Linked DNA regions of Homo sapiens: region 2 is linked to region 1. A link is a loop called in an ENCODE intact Hi-C map of the cell type or tissue named here. Cell type or tissue: prostate gland. All regions are shown on one strand. Each heading gives the region's core, and the rest is flanking DNA. Links, peaks and the distances in the headings are about the cores only.

The links. Peaks named below come from ENCODE experiments on the same cell type or tissue, not always from the same donor. Only the 100,000 strongest peaks of a DNase experiment are listed, where the experiment ranks them.
Region 2: a loop joins it to region 1, with 4 times the contacts of the local background. A loop is called at or near these places in 19 of 110 quality-filtered maps.

The regions. Positions count from the first base shown.
Region 1 is chr5:135,188,708-135,194,565 of GRCh38, forward strand. The region is part of intron 3 of PITX1-AS1 (PITX1 antisense RNA 1); the gene reads left to right. Among named protein-coding and RNA genes, the nearest start is that of LINC02900, 57 kb to the right of the region's middle. RefSeq lists a silencer at 2,534-2,713. In prostate gland, for the core only: a CTCF peak has its summit at 2,832 (motif pointing left); DNase peaks (open chromatin) are centred at 2,834 and 3,684; H3K4me3 peaks cover 621 bases; H3K27ac peaks cover 725 bases.
Region 2 is chr5:135,011,492-135,016,882 of GRCh38, forward strand. It overlaps CATSPER3 (cation channel sperm associated 3), which reads left to right. Exons shown (of 8, transcript NM_178019.3): 8 at 30-205. The coding sequence ends at 132. Among named protein-coding and RNA genes, the nearest start is that of PITX1-AS1, 19 kb to the right of the region's middle. In prostate gland, for the core only: no CTCF peak of the experiment used is centred there; a DNase peak (open chromatin) is centred at 2,920; H3K27ac peaks cover 433 bases.

The DNA.
Region 1 (5,858 bases), core at 459-5,458:
ATAGTCAGCGATTTCCTTCATGATAAGGCTTTAAAAAATAAAGTTGTCTCTTGGGAGAAAATAAACATAGCGAAGTGGAGATATTTATAATGAGGTGCCTTTATTCACTTGTCCAGTGGAACTGTTTAACTGTTGTTTTATCTCTCCTCTCTTTCTTTCTTTATAATTATGTTCATGCAAATTCCTGAACCTTAAGCATTTTAGAAATGTGTTATCTTAAATTACACAGATACTTCTTGAATGTGCAAATGTGCCATTTTTTCCCCCACTTGAAGTAGAAACTGTAAACAAGTCTTGAAATTTTTTTTTGCCCAAACTCGTGGCAAAATGTCTGGGGTTTGGGGCTATTTTCACAGTGCCACTGAAGGTGAGCAAACGAATGGGAACATGCGCCGATCACCAGTCAGTGACTTGGGAATTTTTCAGGAGGCATATTTTCTTACGTTAATGCTTTTGTAGATTCCATCGATGTTCAGACATCAAAGGGCATGCAATTAATAATGGGCATCTGGAGGGCCGATCACATGTTTCCGATGTTAAAGTGGTGAACGACAGGAAAATCGGCCACGGTCAGGTATTAGCTGTAATCATTTTTAACCAACAACGAAGGCTTCTCTTTTGTGCCTCTGCTCTCAGAAACGCAAGCCTTCCCATACAAAAGGGTCCCATAGATGCTTTTCTGCTAGTGAATGAGTGAGTGATAAATGATTTGTAGACCTACGTCTCAGTGTTGATTCAAATAACCTTAATTTCTCCAATAAACTCAAACCCAATTTTGTGTGAAACCCCACATGGACACAAGGCAACAGACAGTTGTATTATTTGAATCTTTAGTTAATTCTTTCAGGTTTGCTCCTTTATTTGTATTTTTTAAAAAAATAAACGAATATTTTCTAGTACTAGAATAAGATTGCTTCAACCAAAGGTGACCTTATGAGTTATTTATTTCCTGTCTTTTATAGTAGCCTGTTTATCTTTTCCAAAGTGATGTATGTTACCCAATTCCAAGTAATATAAGATATGCAGGTAAGACTGTGTTAAAGCTCAACAAAAATGTTCTAGAGAAATACAGTGCTTTGGGCTCTAAACACTCCAGCAGGTATAGAAACCTGCAACTCTTTAAAAATAATTCTCATTTGAGTAGGTCACAGATAATAAAGGAACACTTGTTTCTGGGAAATTAAAAAAATGACATGAGGGGAAAATATTTATTTGCTTTCTACATTGGTCAAATGACTAGTGGATATTAAAAACCTGTAAAATAGACAGATGCAACCAATTCTCTTTCATTAACAAATATTGCAATTTCACAATAAAGTAAATGCATTAAAAAATGTCTACACTTCTGAGAAGCTGAAATGGTCAGAACTTGAGCTTGCTTTAAATGTTTAAAGACTGATATTCTAATCAGTTGGGGGAAAATTATTATTATAAGTCTTTAAAGAACTAACTTGAATTTTAAAGCCTCCTTTGGCTGTTCAGGTAGCAAAAACTCTGATCAACTCTGTGTACATTTCTGTACATTTGCCTCTTGACTCAATCTGCCCGGTCACCAGCTTTGTTTTCTTTCTAAGTATAAGCCGTATGTATCGGCAGCACATTTTAAAGTTAATTTGAAGCAGGGTCTATATTGCCGTCAGCAAATATGTTATAAGCTTATTATTTAATAGTGATTCCGGGGTAAGGCCATCATCTCCTTCCTAAATCCAAATATAAAAGTTGAAATCGTATTTGTTAAAACTGTCATGTTGAATTTGTGGCCCAGATTGTTTTCCCGAGGCCTGCTGGGCCAGAGCTCGAATGCCGCTCCCAGCTGCAGACACCCCAGCCCAGGAAAACTGCTCGCGGCTGAGTCGCTGAGCCTCTCAAACCGCCTGCTTCCCCCAAACAGAGCCACGGCCCAGCCGGCTCGCTCATGGCTTTTCCACATTGTAAAATCATTTGATTTATTTGTTTGGTTTGGTTTGGTTTTTAGAAGCGCTGCAGAAATTATTTCCTACTGGCAGAGAGGGCACTTGGTGTTACACTACATTAGTTTCACATCATTAGTTTAGGGTTCTCAAACTTAAAATGGTAAAGTATATGCGAGGCTTCTAGAGACCTCAGTTCTGACCAGAGCAGAACAAATTAAACCTGATGGATTCCTTTCGCTGCCTGTGTAGTGTGGGGCAATGCAGAACAAAGTGCTGTGGCGTTGCGGAAGGGGTTCCCTCTGGCAGTTTTGGAATTTGGTGGTAGGAAATGTTAGTTATTTATAAAAAGGAAAAATTCCTCTGTTACCATTCTGGTTTTCACAAAAACCGTAATTTTATCATCACGGCTTGTAGCAGGAAGCCAACAAGGGGTGCCGATGACGGCCACGACCCCGTATCTCTGGGCTGTCTCTCTCACCTCCATCGGCCACTGCCTGCTTGCTCTTTAGGAGCAAAGGACATGATTTAGAAGTAATTCAAAACCCCGTCGCGGGACCCAGAACAGCCCAGATGGTCTGGCCCTGGCCTGGGGTCTGCGGGGGTGGGGGTGCCAGCCCCGGGGGTGGAGTCGAGGTCGGCTCCCGGCCAGGTCCCGCGACGGGTCTGCACGCAGCCAGGGAGGCCTGAGGGGGCAGCTGCGGGGCTGGCGGCCAGGAGCTGCTTCGCGGCTTGCGGCGCAAAGTAGAGGCCCCGCTAGCTCGCTCCCGCACGCCGTTCTGCGCCTTCTCTTCCTAGCCCCGGCAGGCTCTGTCTTCCCCCGTGGGTCGCAGCGAGAGGGAGACCTCGGCCTCTGCCGCTGCAGCCTGAGACCCAGCCGCGGGCCTCAGGTGCGCGCTCCCCGAAGCTCTCCTGCCACCTGTTGGCCGCCGGTGGTGCTGACGCTACGGGGAGAAGCCACGCTTCAGTGGCTTGCCTGGAATTCATGACTTGTGCGCTCCACGTCCTGGGCTGGCCGACCTGCTGAGGGTATCTCTGAGAGCAGGAGCCAGGCCGTCCCGGGCTCTCCTGCGACAGTGCGGTGGGAGAGCCTTAGCGGGAGCCAGGCTGCGCCATGGCTTCCTCTGGACAGTTCTGCTGGCGTGCCCTGCTTGGCGGGGTACAGTGGGGCAAGCGGGGTATAAACCCGCTTGTTCAGCTTGGGAGCAGGCTCTACTTCCCAAGAGCAGCACAGGGGCTTCCGCCGGAAGTCAGGAAGAAGGTTTGAGGAGCTTCAGATCCAAGGACGGTGCCATGCCTTTTCATTGGAAGTCATGGACCACCCTCAAATATCATGGATTAGCCATTCTGTTCCCAGGGGCTGGGTTCCTAGGTATCCACCACAAACAGGCTTGAATCTACCCACACAAACAACCCTATCAGGAAGTCTCCAGCAAAGTGGGGCTCTTGGTGGCTGTTTTGGGTTTTGGGTAGAAGGTAGTATAGCAGCTATATTTCTAAACCATGGGGGCAAAACTAGATATCTATGTCCTGAGGGGACTGAGTTTTGTGAATGGATTTGGCCTGTGAGGATGTCACATGGGGCTCAGTAGCACTGAGGGGAGAGGCTGTGTGTGGTGATACTCTCATTCCTGTCTTGGGGAAGGGGGCCTGGAGCCATGACTTTCCCCTAGGCCTTTTCAGAAGGGGCTGGGAATCACAGTAGATGTTTGTCAATGGAGGAGCCTTGGCCCCATTTCAGACGCAATGTTTTCTCGTTCTGTGGTGGTTTTATACACAAAGGCTGTGTCCTGCTTGGCCACGCCTGCCTGCAGCATGTGCAAGCATGATACTTGGCGTCTGGGTGCAGCAGGGCATCCGTGCTCCATGCTGCGCGTCCAGCATGGCTGGACTGCCCTTGCACCCTCATTTTACCAGCACAGGTCAAGCAGTTCCCATGGGGCCTTCAGCTGGTAGCAGCAGGACCCATGGGTATCTAACCCAGACACCTTCTCTCTCCCCTATAGAGGGAGTTGGCTGTCAAAGCCCAAGGATGTCTGTTTTTAGGTGATTGTCTCCTGGCTTATCTGAGGCCAAAATGTTCTTACCTCCTGGTCTCTGAGATCATAGAAAGAGACTCTGGTATTTGGCCAAATGGCTGCTCAGAACCTAGTCCTGAAAAGTTATTTTCTTAGTCAAGGGGCTCATGCAAGCCCTGGACTAGGGGTGATTTAGTTGTGTTTTTTCAGCTCACCTCATAATTTAATGTAGAAAAAATTATTTGGCATGTTTTCTCCTGGGTGCCGACTGCCTTTAGAGCCAGCCGTTCTGTACGGAGAAATGCCCCGTAGTCAGAAATCTTCTTGTTATGCCAGGTCTGCGCATTCAGGGACTGCGAGTGGCTCACTGAAATCTCTGAGGCTGGCCAGCCAAGGAGGGAGAGGAATCCTACCTACCCTGGACTTACATTTTTATGGAGAAGAAGGAATGTTAGGAAAGTCAGTAAACTTTTAGTCCCTCCTGGCCCCATGAACATGAATAGAAGAAGAAGAAAAACCCTAGCCGACTGGTTATTTACCCCGAGCACAAAAGCAGCCCCCCTCCCATCATCTCCCTTTTATTTCCAGCCACTCTGACAGAAATGCATTACTGGCTGAATACACCTTCCCACAATGCCATCCATCACACAGGTATTGGGGGACCAAAGGTAAGATGAACTTTAAACACACCTGGCACAGCTGGCTCCCACCTTTGTGCTTGGAGTGGCTGCCAGCCAGCTGGCTGCCCTGTCCCCCTTCTCAGGCTCTCCAGAGGAATCCCAGCAGACTGACTTCTTTTTGTGGCCACATATTATTCTAAAATCAGGCTATGCAACTGCCTTGGGAGAGTCTGGGCAACCTCTCTTGTAAGTAGCCCTCTCAGCCCCGTAGGGCTCCAAAGAGCTTAAAGCTGCTCAGTCATGAGAATTTTCCATGGGAGGAAAGACTCTCTGGGGTCCTCCACTCTCTCACCTTCAGAAGCAAATAGAACAGGTCTTCCAAGGCCCCCGAGTGATTCCGCCCGGCGTGTTGCTGATGCTGTCCCTCTAGTACTTGTGGATTCTTTGGAAGAGAAGGTGGGTGATTGAGCTGTGGACCGCTTCTCCAGTTTTATGCATCTGGAACTGAGAGACTTTCACAGAATTGTAGCAAATAAAGAGAGAAAGTACTTTATTAGCAGTTATTCTTTACATCACTAAACTCCTGTCTCTCACCCCAGGCAGCTTTAAGATGCAGCTCAGCTCTCAACCTTGCCTATGACTGGGTAGGAAATTACCCTGTCTGGAGGGAGAATGACTCCTGAGTCATTCTCAGTCTTCCTCCCCAGCTGCTGCGAGTTCATTTGTTTTAACTTTCCCTCTCCCAAGATAACATATTCCGGGGGCCAGTGAAAAGAAAATGTGGTGTTGGAAGGTCTTTTAAGTGGGAACATTCTTGGTTGTGAGGCTGAGCTGTTCAGGAAGACCTTGATGCTTTCCTGGTTCACAAAGCCGAGAGGTGATGAGGCTATAGTGGCACTTTGGATTTGGGGGTGATAAGACTGTTTTTTGTAAAACACTGGAATTCTCTGTGATTATCAGTTGGGGAATTCATCATGGTATTTATCTGGAGAGGAAAGAAGGCAAAATGGACTTCACAACAGTCAACTGGGTCACTCGTTGTCAAGCAATCACTTAGCATGTGCTCTGACCATTGAGTGTCATTGCTATTAGCCACTTAATCCCCACAAGAGGCCATGCTCTAGGTCACCCTCATTTTAGAGATAAAGTTCAGCCCTGCTTTTCTTCTCTACCTGATCTCAGCATAGACAGCTGAGCATTGCTTTGACTCCAGCAAGCAGAACACCACTCTCAGAGCCCTTGTTATTAGCTTGAATTGAAATTGCATCTTGACCTCAAATGAGATTCAAGAGCATAGGAACAAATACTTT
Region 2 (5,391 bases), core at 1-5,000, 180 kb before region 1:
ATCTTATCTCCTCCTGCTCCATTTTTCAGGCTTCAAGAGCTGTACTATGAGATCGTGCATGTGCTGAGCCTAATGCTGGAAGACTTGCCCCAGGAGAAGCCCCAGTCCTTGGAAAAGGTGGATGAGAAGTAGCTGGGCATGGGGCACCCATGTGCCGAGAGCCTTGCAGACCATGACAGGTCCCTATTAAACACAGGCTTTCTGAGTTGTCCTCTCCAGAGTTGCTGTGATTATGGCATTTCCCCACCTTTTAGAGTTGGGCCTGGACAGGTGCTCATGAAGTGTGATTCCCCAGAGCCAACTCCCCGTCCCCCACCACAGGACATGCAGACCTAGGGAATGGGGAGAGGGAAGCTCAAGACTTGTCCTGGCCAGAGGCCAGATCCAGGGCCCATGCTGGCTCTAGGCTCCCTGGACCTAGCAGCAAGGACCTGGGGAAGCTGCCTGAGGACCACAGACCAAGAGGGCCTCCAGCTACCCCCCAAAGCACATGGCCCCCTTGAGCTGGTGTGGCCCTGTTGATCTGGGTGTGGGTGTTCTCATACTGACAGAGTCACATCTCTCTCTGTGGGCCCACTGCTGCAGAGACCCTTCTTTGGAAGGCTACTCTGAGTTCCCCTAGGCTCAGCCTAAGGGGTGCTGCTAGGACTGGCAGGATTCTGTCGTGTGGGCCTGGAGCTCAATCTGGGGGAGTGGCCTGCTGGCAATGCCAGGGCACCTTGCACAGAGCCCAGGGCAGGTGGCATCATCAGCACTGTGGGCTGCTGCCTCATATGGTTAGGTAGGACTCTTCACTTAAAAGGTGGCATTTTCTCTGTCATTCCTAGCCAAATGACTACCAGGGCCATCAAGGTCCTGGCACCACTCTGGCTTAGCCATGATGGAACCATCTGAAGGCCCCAGCAGGGTAGCACAGCACAGGTGACTCTCCTTGCTTCAGACTGGCCAGCCCAGAGGCCTGGCAGTGCCCACTCTACACCATTGCTGGAGAGTATGCCCGAGGCCTGTCACCTTGGCAGTGCCACCTCACACAGAGGGGGAGGGGTGTTCTGGGACTGGGACCTATAGCTGGGTGCAGAAAGGCCCCATACCCACACTGGGGATTCAGGTTAGCAGAAAATGCATGGGGTAGAGCGGAGAGTGGCCACACAAACAGTCAGCCCTGGGTGGTGGCACCCCTGAAGCCACAGGACAGGGGCCGTAGGAACCTGTCCTCCTGGTTTCATCTATACATCCGACTGCTATCTACTGAGCTATGCTGGGTGCTGGGGCTTCTATGATGAGAAACCCGTGGTCTCTCCCTGGCTCTCTTGGTGCTCACAGTTTTGTAGGGAAGACAGTCATCCAGCCACTGAGGAAGTGACAATCATTGAATTCAGGGTGGGGGGACTGCGTAGAGAGAATCAGGGCCACATTGAGCATCATGAAAACAGTGTGAAAGAAGGATGGCTCTTCAGGGTGAGACCTGTTGAGGTGCTGTGGGGGAATCCTCTGAGGGCAGGAAATGCCTGGCCACTTCCGGCACGGAGAGAGCTTTGTGTCCATGCCCTGAAGCTGGGCTGGGGTAGATAGGGTGTTTGTGCCCCTCATGACAGGGGGAGTTGCTCTGGGTCTGACAGGTCCAGGGATGACGCCAGGCTTGGGGCTTCCAGGGGTGCTCTTGTGGGTGCAGCCCCATTAGTAGGGCAGGCAGGCCCCAGGCAATGGCTCCAGTTCAGGGCCGGGGCAAAGCAGACATTGCCAGCTGCTCACACAGGGTGTGCCAACATAGCCATGGGAACGCTAAAACATATCCAGCTACTCTCATCAGGAATCCTTGGAATTGCTCTAGGCATCTGAGAGTGAAAAAAAGATTTAAAAATTGGCCTCAGTGGGGCAAGGTAGAAAGTGCCATGGTTTTGGAGTTGGGACACCTGTGTTCCCTGTTAGGGAGACCTTGGGTAAAGTGTCTGGTCTTTCAAGCCTCACCTATTTCCTGTGAGAAATGCGATGATAAAATGACTGGGTGCAAGGATCAAATCTCTGTAAGGTGTGAGAAAAGAGGTAGTCAACTCATGGTTCACCCTTCCCCACTGTCAGCCCTGCGCCTCTGCTGGGGGCACGTGTAGTGGGCTGTGCTGGTCAGGGGCTGAGAAGGACAAGGCGAGCTTGACGCTGGTGTTGGTGGGGAAAGTATGGAGCTGAGAGCAGGATGCAGAGGTCATGAACTATACAGGGGTATGAATGGGTCCCAGGATGGAGCTGGTTCAGAATAGGCAGATGGCACGTCAGATCTGGAAGGCCTAGATCCCATGCCTAGGAAGGCAGACTTTGGGCACAGCCACCAGGGTGTGGTGTGGGAGGGTGCATTCGTCCATTTTGTGTTGCTATAAAAGAATACTGGAGGCTGGGCAATTTAAAAGAAAAGAGGTTTATTTGGCTCATGGTTCTGCAGGCTGTCCAGGAGGCATGGCAGCACCTGCTTCTGGTGAGGCCTCAAGAAGCTCCTACTCATGGTGGAAGGCAAAGCAGAGCCCGTGTGTGTCATGTGGTGAGAGAAGGAGCAAGAGAGAGGGGAGGAGGGCTACCAGACTCTTTTAAACAACCAGCTCCCGAGTGAACTAACAGAGTGAGCTCTCACTCATCACGAAGTGGGGGCACCAAGCCGTTCACAAGGGAGCCGCCCCCATGATCCAACACCTCCCACTAGTCTCCACCTCCAACATTGGGAGTCACATTTCAACATGAGATTTGGAGGGGACACACATCCAAATTGTATCAAAAGGCAAGCTGACTTTAAGGGCACAAGAAGAAGGCTTTCAGAGAGCAGAGAGCTGGTGGGGGCAGAGGTGACGTTTACAGGGCCGGCCCAGCACTGCTGGCAGAGCAAGCTGATGGATATTTGGCACAAAGTCACAAAGCAGCATTTCTGTTTGGCTCTATTCGCCTGCAGAGCAAACACGGCAGATTGGAATTCCCACTTGGGCTCTCACCAACTCAAACAGGCTTGGCCAAGACCTTTAATTGATTTGCTTGGGGCAGAAGTGGCTCTGCTTACCCACGCCTGGCTGTGGAAAGCAGGACCCTCCTCACCCTCCCCCGACCCTGGGATCTAGTAGGGTTGACCCTAAATGGCTCCTTCGTCTCCAGCCTGCCAGTCTGATGGTTTGGGGGCCACAGTGGGATACAGGGGACTTGGGCCCGAGTCTCCTCCTGGTCATGCCCAAGCCCTCCCCCAGTTCTTGTGGGATGGATCTGGAATTCAAGGCTGGAGGTGTTTGGAAGGTGGCTGGATTTTCTTTTTTTAAAACTGCTTTCTGATTCCACCAGCAGGAAGCAGGCCCTGTATTGTGGAGATCGAGGCAGTGATTGAGAATGTGAATGCCCCTGTCCATTCCAACAGCCCCTAGAAATCTGATACTGGGACTCTGGAGACCGTGCCCCTTGAGGCTTTCTTCAAATGCTTTAGCACACCTCCTAGAGCAAACTGGCCTTCAACAGGTCAGGTCTGGCTCTCTGGGCATCTCTGCCTGTGTCAGGCTTTGTCCCTGGCCCCAGATGGGTCTGCTGTGTTGTCCTACAGGCCCTCAAGAGAGACGATGGTTCTGAATTCCTGACTAGGCTACTCAGAAAAGAGAGGAGGTTGTTCTGATTATAGTCACAGGGGTTGGAAAGAGGGGAAGGAGATAAATGTGACGGTGCAAAAATCTATCAACACACGGGCATCCCCACTCTTCCCCATACTGTGCTACAAAGAATTTTGTCTGTGCTTGGTCGGCCACAGGCTACACCTGCCCCAAGTTCTATGTTTGACTTTATTGTAGGCTTTGTGTGATGTGGCATTAGGAGAATGGTGGAGAGCCAGGCCTGCAGAGCTAGAGGGAAAGGGGAGTATTTTTGCTTTCTCAGCCAGCTCCTGCATTCTCCTCCATGCTGGTCAATGGGCAAAACAGAGGGAAAGTTAAAAGACCAGCGAGGTTGGATGAAAACACAACAGGGAGCCGGGAAAATGGAGGGAAGAAGGAAGCAAAATCTGAGGGCTGAGAGTCTGGGAATTGTGGACAGCAGCTATGATATAGCTGGTGGGCATGTCCTGGAGACAGGATAAAGGAGGGGGTTAAGGTTAAGTGTCCTTGTGGGTTAACAGTGGGATCCCTATGGGTGTTCTTTGAGAGAGGCAAATGATGATTGGAATTATCTAAAAATTATTTTTGGTTGCTCTACCTTTTAAAAATGAAGCCCTATGGATAGATTAGACCAGGTGGAGTCTGGGTTATATTCAGGTTATATAAAAGATCACCCTGCATAATAGAGACCTACTGGGTTAACAGTGGGAAATGCTAAGAGGGCTTTCCATGGACTGAGCCCTTAGCTGGGATCAGGGGCCTCCAGGTGAAGCATACCAGAGGGTGGTGGCACCAGGTATGACTGTCTTCTTGCAAGATGAAACTAAAGTATCAGAAGGGAAGTGTGGAAGAAACCAGAAGGTGATGAAGAGCCTGTTTCAAAACTCTTGGGAAACTACAGAGTGACTGGGACCTGTGTGAACTGGTGATGGGACCATGGTGGTGTTCTCGCAGCAGCGGAACCTCGCTGCCCTCCAACTTGGCATTTGGGGAACACTGCCCCTGACTTCTTCTCTCTCCAGTGCTACTTCGATCCCTGGGATCAGGGCCTGAGATAAAAAGAACTCTTCAAAACTTGACGTTGGAGCTGGGCATGGTGGCTCACACCTGTAATCCCAGCTGCTCAGGAGGCTGAGCTGGGAGGAGTTTGGGGCCAGGAGTTTGAAACCAGCCAGGGCAACATAGTGAGACCCCGTCTCTAAAATGTAAAAAAAAGAAAAAGAAAAAAAACTTGATGCTGGCCCAGAGAAGGAGGGATCCAAACAGAGGTCAGGCCAGAGCTTCAACGGCACAGCCTGTTCTCCTTACTGACTGTGGAAATACTGCCTTCTGTTTTGCCAGTATTTCTGTTTATAAGATTTTTTCACATGTATGACTTCAATCACATAACAACACTTATTCCCATTAAACAGGTGGCAAAACTAAGGTTCAAAGAGGTGATGTAACCTACCCAAGGTTGTACAACTAAGGGGGAAGAACCAGGATTCACAACCAAGTGTGTCTGGCTCTTTAGCCACTGCTATGGTGCCACACAACAATCTTCCAAGGAATTGTTGTCCCCTTTTATAGGCAGGCAAGCCAGCACTCAGACTCACTGGGCCAAGGTTATCATTAAAGGGCAGAGTCAGTATTTGAACACAGGCCCCTCTGCTCTACTGCCTCATAGCAACCTTATTCTTTCTTACTGAAGCAGCTATTTTTTCAACTTTAAGAACCAAGCCATGATTCCCTTCTGAGAGGGGCCTAACTCTGAGAAGGGGGCGGTGGTTGCACAGACGGGTCTTGG